Linked DNA regions of Homo sapiens: region 2 is linked to region 1. A link is an interaction called in ENCODE POLR2A ChIA-PET data of the cell type or tissue named here. Cell type or tissue: OCI-LY7. All regions are shown on one strand. Links, peaks and the distances in the headings refer to the core of each region. The heading gives the core; the rest is flanking DNA. Region 1 has its middle 18 kb from the start of BUB1B. Region 2 holds the start of LOC105370787 (a long non-coding RNA gene).

Evidence for each region. Peaks named below come from ENCODE experiments on the same cell type or tissue, not always from the same donor. Only the 100,000 strongest peaks of a DNase experiment are listed, where the experiment ranks them.
Region 2: POLR2A ChIA-PET joins it to region 1 with 7 read pairs; 6 of 35 experiments call an interaction of 5 or more read pairs at or near these places.

The regions. Positions count from the first base shown.
Region 1 is chr15:40,139,170-40,146,333 of GRCh38, forward strand. No RefSeq gene overlaps it. Among named protein-coding and RNA genes, the nearest start is that of BUB1B, 18 kb to the right of the region's middle. In OCI-LY7, for the core only: no CTCF peak of the experiment used is centred there; no DNase peak of the experiment used is centred there.
Region 2 is chr15:40,081,192-40,088,355 of GRCh38, forward strand. It overlaps BMF (Bcl2 modifying factor), which reads right to left. Exons shown (of 5, transcript NM_001003940.2): 5 at 6,699-7,164. LOC105370787 (a long non-coding RNA gene) reads right to left here and starts at 605. Exons shown (of 3, transcript NR_188231.1): 1 at 338-605. RefSeq lists enhancers at 1,141-1,825, 1,458-1,577. In OCI-LY7, for the core only: no CTCF peak of the experiment used is centred there; a DNase peak (open chromatin) is centred at 2,715.

The sequences.
Region 1 (7,164 bases), core at 1,215-6,214:
TTGGTAGCTTGATGGGGATGGCATTGAATCTATAAATTACCTTGGGCAGTATGGCCATTTTCACGATATTGATTCTTCCTACCCATGAGCATGGAATGTTCTTCCATTTGTTTGTATCCTCTTTTATTTCATTGAGCAGTGGTTTGTAGTTCTCCTTGAAGAGGTCCCTCACATCCCTTGTAAGTTGGATTCCTAAGTATTTTATTCTCTTTGAAGCAATTGTGAATGGGAGTTCACTCATGATTTGGCTCTCTGTTTGTCTGTTATTGGTGTATAAGAATGCTTGTGATTTTTGCACATTGATTTTGTATCCTGAGACTTTGCTGAAGTTGCTTATCAGCTTAAGGAGATTTGGGGCTGAGACGATGGGGTTTTCTAGATATACAATCATGTCATCTGCAAACAGGGACAATTTGACTTCCTCTTTTCCTAATTGAATGCCCTTTATTTCCTTCTCCTGCCTGATTGCCCTGGCCAGAACTTCCAACACTATGTTGAATAGGAGTGGTGAGAGAGGGCATCCCTGTCTTGTGCCAGTTTTCAAAGGGAATGCTTCCAGTTTTTGTCCATTCAGTATGATATTGGCTGTGGGTTTGTCATAGATAGCTCTTACTATTTTGAGATACGTCCCATCAATACCTAATTTATTGAGAGTTTTTAGCATGAAGGTTGTTGAATTTTGTCAAAGGCCTTTTCTGCATCTATTGAGATAATCATGTGGTTTTTGTCTTTGGTTCTGTTTATATGCTGGATTATGTTTATTGATTTTCGTATGTTGAACCAGCCTTGCATCCCAGGGATGAAGCCCACTTGGTCATAGTGGATAAGCTTTTTGATGTGCTGCTGGATTCGGTTTGCCAGTATTTTATTGAGGATTTTTGCATCAAGGTTCATCAAGGATATTGGCCTAAAATTCCCTTTTTTTGTTGTGTCTCTGCCAGGCTTTGGTATCAGGATGATGCTGGCCTCATAAAATGAGTTAGGGAGGATTCCCTCTTTTTCTATTGATTGGAATAGTTTCAGAAGGAGACATTTATGCAGCCAAAAAACACATGAAAAAATGCTCATCATCACTGGCCATCAGAGAAATGCAAATCAAAACCACAGTGAGATACCATCTCACACCAGTTAGAATGGCGATCATTAAAAAGTCAGGAAACAACAGATGCTGGAGAGGATGTGGAGAAATAGGAACACTTTTACACTGTTGGTGGGACTGTAAACTCGTTCAACCATTGTGGAAGTCAGTGTGGCGATTCCTCAGGGATCTAGAACTAGAAATTCCATTTGACCCAGCCATCCCATGACTGGATATATACCCAAAGGATTATGAATCATGCTACTATAAAGACACGTGCACACGTATGTTTATTGTGGCACTATTCACAATAGCAAAGACTTGGAACCAACCCAAATGTCCAACAACGATAGACTGGATTAAGAAAATGTGGCACATATACACCATGGAATACTACGCAGCCATAAAAAAGGATGAGTTCATGTCCTTTGTAGGGACATGGATGAAGCTGGAAACCATCATTCTCAGCAAACTATCGCATGGACAAAAAACGAAACACTTCATGTTCTCACTCATAGGTGTGAATTGAACAATGAGAACACATGGACATAGGAAGGGGAACATCACACGCTGGGGACTTTTGTCGGGTGGGGGGGAGCGGGGAGGGATAGCATTAGGAGATATATCTAATGCTAAATGACGAGTTAATGGGTGCAGCACACCAAAATGGCACATGTATACATATGTAACAAACCTGCACGTTGTGCACATGTACCCTAAAACTTAAAGTATAATAATAATAAATAAATAAATACATAAATAAATAAAAATTTAAAAATTAAAAATAAAATAAAATAAAATAAGAGTACTTCCCACTGGCCTTGCGCGGTGGCTCACGCCTGTAATCCCAGCACTTTGGGAGGCTGAGGCAGGCGGATCACGAGGTCAGGAGATCGAGACCATCCTGGCTAATACGGTGAAACCCCGTCTCTACTAAAAATACAAAAAATTCGCCAGGCGTGGTGGTGGGCGCCTGTAGTCCCAGCTACTCGGGAGGCTGAGGCAGGAGAATGGCGTGAACCCAGGAGGCAGAGCTTGCAGTGAGCTGAGATCGCACCACTGCACTCCAGCCTGGGCGACAGAGCGAGACTCCGTCTCAAAAAAACAAAAAAGAAAGAGTACTTCCCACAAACCTACTTGCTGTGGTTTGAATGTTTCTCCAAAGCTCACGAAATTCAGTTGCCATTGTAACAGTCTTACGAGGTAGGACCTTTAAGAGGTGATTAGGCCATGGGGGTTCCAACCTCATGGGTAGAACTGGTGCCATTATAAAAGGGCAAGTTTGACCCACTCTTGCTTTCTCTTGCCCCTCCGCCTTCCTCCATATAATGATGCAGCAAGAAGGCCCTTGCCAAGTGCCAGCGCCTTCATCTTAGACTTCCCAGACTCCAGAACTGTCAGAAAGTTAACTTTGGTTCTTCATCAGTGACCCAGTCTGTGGTACTTTATTATAGCAGCACAAATGGTCCAAGATATTGACTCTCCTCAGTCTTTCCATCTGAGTAAGAAAACTCCATCCTTCTGCTTGTTCAGACCACAACTTTAGAGTCATCCTCTTCTTTCCCTATACTTTACATATCATCTGTCAATAAACGCTGCTGTCTCTGCCTTCAAAATGTACTCAGACTCACCACTCCACCATGGCCACACCAATCTAAGCTACCACCATCCCTTCCCTGGATTGTTGCAATAACTGATCCCTCTATTGCTTCCCTTGCCTCTTACAGACTATTTTCATCCCGGCAGCCACAGTGCTCCTGTTAAAACCCATACAAGACCCTGTCATTCTTCTGCTCAAAAGCCATCACTTCCCATCTTATGCAAAGTAAAAGCCAATCTTTCCAGTGGCCTGTGAGATTGAGCATGAACTGACTCCTGGTCACCTCTCCAGCTTCATCTCTTCTTCCTGTTTTCACTCATTCTGCTCCAGACACATTGACCTCCTTACTGCTCCTCTAACATCTGGGAGAGCTCCGCTTCTGGTTAGGATGTAGAAATATATGAAAAGCCTTTGCTACAATGCTATCAACAAGAAAAACCTAGACAAAAATAAAAATCGTGCTTTTCTACTGAGCAGTGCAGGCATGGCCTTGATGAGTTGAATTCCACAAAGAAACAAGCCCTTTATAGATGAGCAGAAGGTCAGCACAGCTTTCACACCTGAGGATGTGCCTGGTCTGGCTACAGGTGGATGGAGAAACATGCCATAGGCAGGGGTTTTGTAAGGATAAGAAGAAATCAGCGAGCTGCGGCATGGGCTGGCAAGACAGATGACAATCTGGAAGAGGCCCAATATAAAAGCAGGTCATTTAGGCCGATAATTCTCTGTTCTCCACCCACCCCCATTCCTGAACTTTGCCACAACTGTGGCACTGGAGAAGGGGCTGGAAAGCAGAGAGTAATGACACGGTCCTGCTTAGATTCTGGGGCCCTGCTGGAGTAGAGTCCAAAGTTGAATCAAAATGATCTGAATCTGTACGCTACCCCCACCCAGCTCAATTACTGACAACTTGAAAAGGAGGCAGAAGCTTGGGATTGGGCTACTTACAGGTGAACACAATCTAATTAAAGCTGCAGTGCAGCCTTACCTCAATTCCACTGTCCGAGGAGTCCCAGTGATCAGCTTCAACCTAACCACCAGACAGGGGAAAGGAACTGCAATTTCTGAGAAGTAAACAAAAAGATATATTTTCATTTCTACTGTTCTTTTATACAAAATTTCTGGAATACAGTTTTGAGAAACAGGAGAGTAAGGAAAAGAAGCATGTGATCCATAATCAAGAGAAAATAGAGAAGCAGATCCACACATGATCCAGTTATTGGAGTTAGCAGACAAAAGCTTTAAAACGATTAATATGAATATGTTAAAGTTCACAGGAAAAGATAGCTATGATGGTTGAAGAGAGGGTTATTTTAGTAAAGAAATGTAAACTCTAAAAAAGAACCAAATGGAAATTCTACAACTAAATATATATATATATATGAACTAAATATATATATATATATATATATATATATATATATATATAAAATTCATTGGATGAGCTTAATAGCAAATTGGACACCACAGAAAAAGCATCAATGAACTTAAAGACAAGCCAATCAAAAGTATCCAAACTGATAAAAAGAGAGAAAAAAATTAATGACCACAGTACAGTGACCTGTGGGATAACAGCAGCTGTCCTAAGATTTGTGTAATTGCAGTCTCAGAAAGAGAACAAATAGCACCAATTGTTTTTCTACAGGAAGAAATAATAGTGAAAAATTTAAAATGTAACAAAAAGGATCAACCTACAGATTTAAACTAATTTTTTTTTTTTTTTTGAGACAGAGTCTCACTCTGTCAGCCAGGCTGGAGTGCAGTGGCGCAATCTCAGTTCAATGCAACCTCCACCTCCCATGTTCAAGCGATTCTCCTGTCTGAGCCTCCCAAGTAGCTGGGACTACAGGTGTGCGCCACCATGTCCAGCTAATTTTTGTATCTCTAGTAGAGACGGGGTTTCACCACGTTGGCAAGGCTGGTCTCGAACTCCTGACCTCAAGTGATCTGCCCACCTTGGCCTCCCAAAGTGCTGGGATTACAGACATGAGCCACCGCACCTGGCAGACCTACAGATTTTAAAAGGTCGTCAAACCCCAAGTGGGGTAAATACAAAGAAAAACACATCTAGACACATCACAGTCAAGTTGTTGAACCAAAGATAAAATGAAAATCTTAAAAGCAGCCAGAGAAAAAAGGAACATTACAATGATAAAAATGATGCCTAACTTCTCTTTAAAAACAATGCAAACCAGAAGACAATAAAATGACATACATGAAAAGAAAACCAGAAAATATAGAATTCTCTGTCCAAGAAAAATAGCTTTCACAAATGAAACAGAAATAAAGATATGTTTAGATAAACAACAGCTAAGGGAAATAATTTTCAACAGACATGTACTTCAAGAAATACTAAAAAAGCTGGGTGCAATTGTAGTCCCAGCTACTGGGAAGGCTGTGGCAGGAGGATCACTTGAGCCTAGAAGTTCAAGATCAACTTGGGCAACGTAGGGAGACTCCATCACAAGAAACAAGCAAGCAAAAAAAAAAAAAAGAAAGAAAGAGAGAGAGAGAGAAAAGAAAGAAGAAAGGAAGGAAGGAAGGAAAGAAAGAAAGAAAGAAAAAAGAAAGAAAGAAAAGAAAGAAAGAAAGAAAGAAAGAAAGAAAGAAAGAAAGAAAGAAAGAAAGAAAAAGAGAAAAGAAAGAAATACTAAAGGGAGTTCTTCAGGCTAGTGAGAAAAGATAGCATGATAGCAGTTGGAGGCTCAGATCTACCAGAAGGAATGAAGAGCATTGCAAATGGTAAGTATGTGGGTAAATATAGAAGACTATTTTAATTTATTTTGAATGACAATTGGCTTTTAAAAACACAAATAACAACCATATATTATGGGACTTATTACATGCACACAAGTAGAATAGATAATAGTCAAAGGATGGAAGGGGCAAATGGAAGTAAAATGGAATTTTCTTAAATTATTTGTGAAGTGGTATAATGTAGACCCAAAATAAACTCTAACAAGTTAAAGATGCACACTATGATCCCTAGAGCAATTATTAAAAATAAAACAAAGAGGTATAGCTAAAAAGCTACTAGAGGCTGCATGTGGTGGCTCACGCTTATAATCCCAGCACTTTGGGACGCTGAGGTGAGAGGGCTGCTTGAGGCCAGGAGTACGAGACCAGCCTGGATAACACAGCAAGACCCAGTCTCTACAAAAAATAAAAAATAAACTAGTCAGGCATGGTGGTGTATTCCTGTAGTCCCAGCTACTTGGGAGGCTGAGGCAAGAGGATTGCTTGAGCCCAGGAGGTTGAGGCTGCCGTGACCCGTGATTGTGCCACTGCACTCCAGCCTAGGTAAGAGATCAAGATGCTGTCTCTCTCTCACACGCACGCACACACACACACACACACACACACAAAAGGTCAACAGAGGCAACAAAATTGGATATTAAAAAACAATTGATCCAGCTGAGCACAGAGGCTCACGCCTATAATCCCAGCACTTTGGGAGACCAAGATAGGAGGATCACTTGAGCTCAGGAGTTCAAGACCAGCCTGGGTGACATAGTGAGACCCTGTCTCTACAAAAAATAAAAAATAAAGTAGCTGGGCCTGGTGGCGTGTGCCTGTAGTCCCAGCTACTTCAGAGGCCAAGACAGGAGGATCTCTCAATCCCAGGAAGTCGAAGCTGCAGTGAGGCATGAGTGCACCGCTGCACTCCATCCTGGGCAACAGAGCAAGCCTCTGTCTCAAAAAAGAAAAAAGTGCATTGCCACTAACCATCTGCATTGCCTTTAACCATACCCACTTCCCTGGCTCGGCCAAACACTTGAAGAGCACTGTGCTGAGTGCCTAGTACAGTGCTGCTCAAACCCTAATGAATTGCCCGGAGATCTTGTTACACAGAAAACTACATTTTGATTATCAAGGCTATTTGACTATCATGGTAGGGGAATCAGAGATGACCAAGACAAGGTCCCTGTCTTCCTTTGGCTTAAAATCCATACAAAACAGCATGGGGGAGAAGGTGAGCAGTGCCCAAAGGGTGGTGGAAAGACAACAGAGGAAGAATTTCACCGGTTTCAATAAAAAATGCATGATTTTGGTAGACACTTGACAGATTTAGTGAGTAAGGCCATTTGGTAAGAGAGAGAGTTGGGCTACACCAAAACTCAGAGAAGTGTAGATGAAGCCAGTGTCCATGCAACCCAGAAGAATACGCTACTGGGATCCTTTCTTTTTTTCGCTTTATTCTGATGGCAATTGCTGAAGGGGAAGAGACATGGCCCAGTCTTGGCATGGGCAATGTGGGTGTTTTACTGTAGGCAAAGAAGGCCCAGGATTGGCTGTGGGGCACCTCGGAGAAATAGGCCCTGAGTACCGGTTCAGGTGTGGACTCTTCTTACAAAGGGCAATGCAGAGAGGGCCGAGCAGCAAGCAAGAGCATGACTCATTATGACTTGTCTTGAATTCTTGTCATTTCTAAGTAGAGGGCTCTGCCTGCTTCTTTTCAATCAGGTCTGCTTTGATGGGTATAGAT
Region 2 (7,164 bases), core at 764-5,763, 58 kb before region 1:
AGAAAAAAAAAAAAGAAGAAGAAGAAGAAGAAGAAAAGAAAAAGGAAACTTTAGGGTAAAAACAAAAACACAAGTCTTCCCCAACCAGAACTTTGAAATGGATTGGCCCAGCCCTCCTCTCCAGAAGCCTCCACAGTTTCACAGGTCATTCCCCAAACCCAGGAAAGGGAATATTTCTTTCCCATCCTCAGTGACATGAAGCAAAGAGAATAGCCCTTTGAAAAATAATTTTTTTTTAAACTTAAAAAAGAAAATGTCACTTTCCTTAAGGGTTAAACAAAGTAGGCTATCAGGAAAATCTAGAATGTTCTTCCCCTCAGCCATGAAAACTGCTCACCATTTTCTGTTTCTTGCAAGCTTTATCCCGAGCCCCACCGGGGGTCTCTGGTAAGAGATACTTTAGAAAATAGAGAAGTTGGGGCAGGCTGCTGGCTTCCTTGTGTTTTTTTCCTCTCAGCCATTTCCCAAAACTTCTTAAAGTCCTCGCATTATACAAAGTGAAGATTTGTTCTCTCTACACCAGTAGTTGAGAAGTCTCTCCCGACAGAAGTTTTCACTACTGTTGCTGTTTGGAATTGGCTCAGCAGACGTAAACAGGGTCATCTGGGGCCAAAGAGGGTGGGTGTTTAGCTTTAAAGCTCCGGGGTTAAGAGTGAAAGCATGTGACTCCAGCCCGGCCAGAAACAGAGGAGCCTTTGTGTGCAGCGAGTGAGCCAGAGGCAGTCCACAGGGGGAGCGGGAAGGAGAACGCTGACACAGGTTCCGAGGGGCTGACAGGATGCCACTGCAGGGAGATTAACTCTTTGTTCCACAAGGGGAGCTTCTGTTCATGGCTCACAGTAGAGCAGAATACTTTTAAAAATAAAACAGCGAGCTTGCGAAGGGACACACATATTTCTGTAGCCAGAGTTGAGATGAGAGGCAGACCGAAGCAACTGGAAGCAAGAGCAATGTCCCAGCAGGAGTTTTTGGTCGATTAGCCTGGGCACTTCCTTGGGGTCCTCCCTTCTAAACACTGCAGGCTATTTCTGTGCTGCTGCTCCCCTCACACACACCCCTTCTCCTCCTGGATGGCTGGGATGAACCGCAGGAGATAGCAGGGCAGCCTGGACCACACCTCCCCTGGTTCTGCTTCCTCAGGAGCAGGGAGGCTGGTAGTTGGCAGGACCCTGCCAGAGGGAAGCTGCCATGCCACTGATTCAGCCCACCCTGGCCACACCCTCAGGCACCAGAGCCCACTGGTGTCATCCTTCACCAAGGTGCTTCGGAACCATGGACATTTGGTGAGCGTGGGCTCTGCTGGCACTGAGCAAGGAGGTGGCCCTCAGCCTGGCTCACCAGCCTACACTGCTCAGAGCCCACCTGCCTCAGTGCCAGCGTGCCCTTCCCCCAACTCCACTTCCACCCAGAAATTGCTGCATTGAACCCTACTGAAGTGAGCAAGTCAAATTTCCTGAAAGTCTGCAGAATGTGACTTTCGGACTTTGGCAGGAGGAGGAAAGGAAACAAGGTTCATTTTGCCCTCGCCCCGTGGGACTGCTCAGGAGTTCAGACGTGAGGGCGGCAGTGAGTGGCACGCCTTGCTGAACATCACGCCACGAGCACTCACACTTCCTCCCACTAGTATTCTTCACTCTTTGCTTACATGAAGATTGCTGAGCTCCTTGCAAGTGTCAGGTTCTTTGTTGGATAGCGGGGCTACAGTGGTAAATGAGACAGATCAGTGCCTGCCCACACAAGGGCCTTCGGTCCATCCAGACATGTAAAAAAGCCACTCACACAATAATGTCCATTGGTAGTCAAGAAAATGGTGACAGTTGTACTGAGTAAATGGTGACCATCGGTGGTAAGAGGTAAAAGGGAAATTTGTTGGTCCTTAATGGTATGAAATCCAGTCTTACAGGTGTATTTTGGTTTCCCCAGTCTGTGAAGTGTCATCAGTTCTTCTCTACATTTCACAGAGGAATCATGGAAATTATGGGTCTAGAATGGCCGTAAACTGCAGAATATTGAGGCAGTACCAAGCCCTGGTGCTCGGGCAAGAGGCTCCTGACCCCAGCCTTTGATCTACCAGACTCGGGGGCTGATGAATTTTTTTTGTGGTTGCTTTTTAGAATAGTAGCCAGCCCTCTCAAGCGTGTGAGTGTGTGTGTGTGTGTGTGTGTGTGTGTGTGTGTGTGTGTTCAGCACCTATGAAATCGGTACTCAAGGGCTCAGTACCTATGAAATTGGGCTAAAGGGTACTTGGCAAACATAATGCTGTGTTAGAAATGAGGTTGCCACCAGGCACCAAACCCTCTCCACTTCACAGACGGAATCATGGGGCAGAACCCTGGGCTCACTCAGGTGCAAAACAAGCAGCTTTTATCAGGGTTGCCCAGAACTCCCAGGCCTTTGCCCCTGTCCACTCCCGGGTCTTCCACAGTCCCCAACCATGTTTTCCTACCCCTCCAAGGGCTGACCACTCCCCACCAGTTCATTTTGCATGAACCTCTGAAGCCCCTTTCTGAGCTCATGGAAAAGCACCCCAGGTTCCTTGCCCGTCTTCCAGCTGGATAAGATAGAAGGCTGCAAAGCCCATTGTGGCTACAAATACTCTCTCTGGGCTGAAGTTGTGACCTCCAAAAGGACAGGACCATTTTCACAGCCTCAGTCTCTGAATGTGCTGACAGGAAGTGTACATCTCCAAAATCAAGAATGCAGTACAATAAACACACGTGCCCCCAGAGATTGCACCATCCTCCATCACCGTGTACACAGGGTGAAATGTACATGCGACAGCAGTAACTGCCTGGAGTATGAGGAAAGTCAGGAGCGCAATGAAGAAAAAGCTTGCTTTGGTTTCTAAGTTTTTGCAGTACTTGTTCTTTTGCTTTTTCCTTTACAAAGAAAACCATAATCCTGAAGCCTGGGGACCAAGTGACAGGTTCAGAGACTCAATAATTTTCCTGAAATCTTATGCAAAAATTCTTGAGTCTGAGCATGTCATATGCCTTTTCCCTAAGAGAGGATTGCTATCTTAATTCAGCAGAATCTCAAAAGAGTTCGAGACCTGACCAAAACAAAACAAAACAAAACACAAAATACTGCGAAGCTGGGGATGGTGGCTCACGCCTGTAATCCCAGCATTTTGGGAGGCCAAGGCAGGTGGATCACTTGAGTCCAGGAGTTCGAGACCAGCCTGGCCAACATGGTGAAACCCCATCTCTACTAAAAATACAAAAAATTAGCCGGGAGTGGTGGTGGGCGCCTGTAATCTCAGCTACTCGGGAGGCTGAGGCAGGAGAATTGCTTGAACCCAGGAGGCGTAGGCTGCAGTGAGCCAAGATCGTGCCATTGCACTCCAGCCTGGGCAACAGAGCGAGACTCCATCTCAAAAACAAAAAACAAAAAACCTGCTGAATAAAATGCTGGGGCAGGTCACAGAGATGCAGTCTGGTCCTGCCCCATTGATAGATAAGGACCCCAAAGACCAGTGAGGTGAAGTCACATCCTTGCCCAAAGTCATTCCGTCAGCTAATGATACAGTCAGCCTGAAAACCCAGTCTCCTTAATCCCCACCGGGTGATTCATCCACTTTTCCACACCACCTGGATTTCTTGTAGGGCATAATTTTGAGGGTGGGGACCATGTAGCTTATTTCTTTCCAATCTTCGCACTGGGCTTAGGGTGGCGCCTCGCTTCAGTGCCAGTGACTCATTCAGTGTACCTCACCTTCTTAGGAGCAGGGTTGGCGCTCGAATGAGCATTCGAATGCTGGTGACAGATCCCCCTGCAGAGTAGCGTGGAGCCAGGGGACATGTGAATGGTAGCAAAAGCAGTGGCCAGACAGGGCATCACTAACATCACTTACTTTCACCCTCCCTTTAGGACAATTCCAATTCTAATTCCACACCGAGCCTTCCCAGTTACGGGGGCAGAAGCGTCTCCTAGGAAGCAGTGCGTTAAGGGCAGCATGGTTTGGGGTTTAGGGGTCCAAAGGAGTCTCATTGTACACAGGGACTAGTTCCAAGACCTCCTGTAAAGCCAAATCACATAAAGTGAAAATTTCCCTTGAAAATCCTTTAAAATGCCTATGAAGTACAACAAGCAGACATGATCCCTCCACGGGACATCCCAGCCAGTCAGCTCTGCCTTCAGGCTGGAAGAGACTCCTGTTACCTCAGCTGAGCAGCAGAGGAAAACGTGGGTGGCATTTAGGGCTGTGCTGGGCCAGAGAAACTTATCTTCAGTGTGGCGAGATGCTGCCGTGAGATGAGGCCAGGGAAGGGTGGCTGCGTGTGCTCCCGTCTCACACACCCTCCGGGCCCTGCAACCTTGCCCGGCTGCTGCACTGTATCACCACACATCAACATATCACTGTATGTGTCCCTCCCGCTCTCCCCACCTCTCAGCTGAGCTCCTGCAGTTGACTTCATGAAAATTAAATGGGTGCTTCAGGGGTCTCCTCCTTAATACCAGCACCTTATCACGCGGCCACCTTGGGCTGCCACTCCCAAATTCCTGGCCCACAGAAACTGTGAGATAATAAATTTTTGTTTGTTTGGTTTTTGTTTTTTTTTTTGAGACGGAGTCTTGCACTGTTGCCTGGACTGGAGTGCAGTGGCGGGATCTCGGCTCACTGCAACCTCCACCTCCCGGGTTCAAGCGATTCTCCTGCCTCAGCCTCCCAAGTAGCTGGGATTACAGGTGCCCACCACCACTCCCGGCTAATTTTTTGTATTTTTAGTAGAAACGGGGTTTCACTATGTTGGCCAGGCTGGTCTTGAACTCCTGACCTCGTGATCCACCTGCCTTAGCCTCCCAAAGTGCTGGGATTACAGGCGTGAGCCACTGCGCCCGGCCATTTTTGTTTTAAACTGCTAAATGTAGGGGTAATTTGTTTTGCAGAATACAAGTACAGAATACTAATACAAAGGAGATATCTGGAGAGGCAGGCTAAGGATCCGGTAGGGCAAGTTTTCCAGTGGGGGCGATGGGATTGTGTCTGCCATTTAGGAAGTTTCCCTGGCAGCACAGAAGACCATGCTGTGGAAGGGGCAAGGCTGATGAGAGAACAGTTAAGATGCTCCACAGTTGTTCAGGCAAAAGGACTTACATTAAGACGGTGCAGCAGAGACAGAAGGAAGATAGGCTGCAAGAGACATTTCCAAGTAAGAATGGCCAGAGCTTATTGACCAACTGCCCACAAATAATAATATCATTAATATTAATAGCTAACATAAATTGAAAACTTAATATGTACCAAGCATTCTTCTAAGCACCTTACACATATTTACACATTTAATTCTCACAATAACTTTATGGGTAGGCACTACTATCTCATTTTATAGGTGAGGAAACTGAGGCACAGAAAGATTATGTGGCCTCCCAATGCCACATAGCTGGTGAGCGGCACAGTCTGGGTTCAAACTTGGACAGCTGTGCCTTTAATGTCTCTGTTCTTCCTCTGGAGGGATCAGACAGAGAGAAAGGAGGGAACAAGGGGAACGAAGGTGAGCGCTCAGATTTCTAGCCTGGGCAACGGAGTGCAGCCTTACCCAAGGTAGGCCTCGATGACGTGAAAGACATCACTATCACCAGTCACCTACTAATCCCCTGTGAACCTCATAGGAACTGCTTAATGGACTCAACTACAACCCAGCAAGTGAAATGTAGAATAACATCCGGACATGGCACCAGGCCCCACTTATACCACGCTCCAGTAAAAATAAACCTCCCTGTCCAAATATAGAGTGGTTGGAAGTGCCATACTTTACAGAAGAAGAGGCAGTTATTTGGCATTAAAAATAGATAAGTTTTGGCTTACTTGAAGACCTGGGCATGAGCAGTGCGATTCCCAAATGGAAACAGATGGATGGGGTGAGCCCCCCCTCAAGACTGACTCAGCTATTTAAAGAGACCAAATAGAAAATTATATCCCCTTTCTGGGCCTCAGTTTACTCACCCATAAGACAGAGAGGTTGGACAAAAGATCCAATGTCATGCCAAGCTCCAACCCTCTATGAGGGTTGGAACTGGAGGCCAAGGCTAGATCTGAGAGCTGACAACCTCCTAAATCAAGGACAGCCCAACAGATGCAGGGCGGGTTGGCCCCTCAGTTCATAACTTACTGCTGATAGGATCAGGAGTAGTTTTTCCCAAGGATTTTCAGAACTCTGTCAAGAGCTTTAAATCACCGCTTTGAATCAGACACATTGTTAATCCACAAAGAAATGCAAGCCAGGAAGTCCCCCTACAACTAGCTTGCCTCCTGAGGGGCTACCCTGATAGAAAGGAGGGGTGGGGTAGTGTGTGCGGGAGGGGCTGCCGGGGTCCTTTCCCTCACTGGGTCCCAGTGGCAGACAGGCCCTTTTGACACATTCCCTTTAATCCTGCAAGGCCGGCACAGTCGTATTTCACACGTGGAAGAACTGAAGGCTCAGAGAGGTGACATAACTTGCCCAAGATCATTCAGCTGGAGGAGGAGGGAACCGGGTCCAAAACCTGCATCTTTCCCCCTCACAGGGCCTCTGCTGTGCTGCCTATCGCGTGGTGGTCGGAATCACTCTTCTCAACTCCAAGAGGGGAAAGGAAATCACGGCGAAAGCTGAGCGCCTTCAGGTCACTCAAGCTGGCAGCTGAGAAAGCTAGAAGGCTTTAATTTCCTAACTGATCTCCTTGCATTTTTACCACACCTTGAAAAATAAAAGACCAGATTTGCTTTAAATGATTTTATTAAAAATTGTACCAATTGATGGGGGGAAAGATATACACACATACACACATATGCATGTGAAGAACATAAACACATAAAGCCAAAGGCTCTGTACAGTTTTTTAAAAAATGGGGCCCCTTTCTTCTTCCTCTCTCCCAGAGGCAGAGTGCCCAGACCCCAGGGCAGCTACCCTGGGGATGAACAAAATGCTACATTCTCACTGGGTCTCCTCGATAGCCCCTGTGGATCCAGGGATGGGGTAGAAGGCTAGCAATGCTCCCAGAGCAGGGAGGGGCACTGGCCACCTGCACAGAGAGAGGGGGCAGTGGGGCTCTGAGCACCTTTAGCTGGGAGGCTGGCTGGGCACCTATGAGCTCAGCTTTTTCCGCTATCCCCTCAAGACTCAAAAGTCCCCACCAGCCCTCAGGCTGCCTAAGGGTGACAGGTGAGCCCCTTCCTGCTAGGGT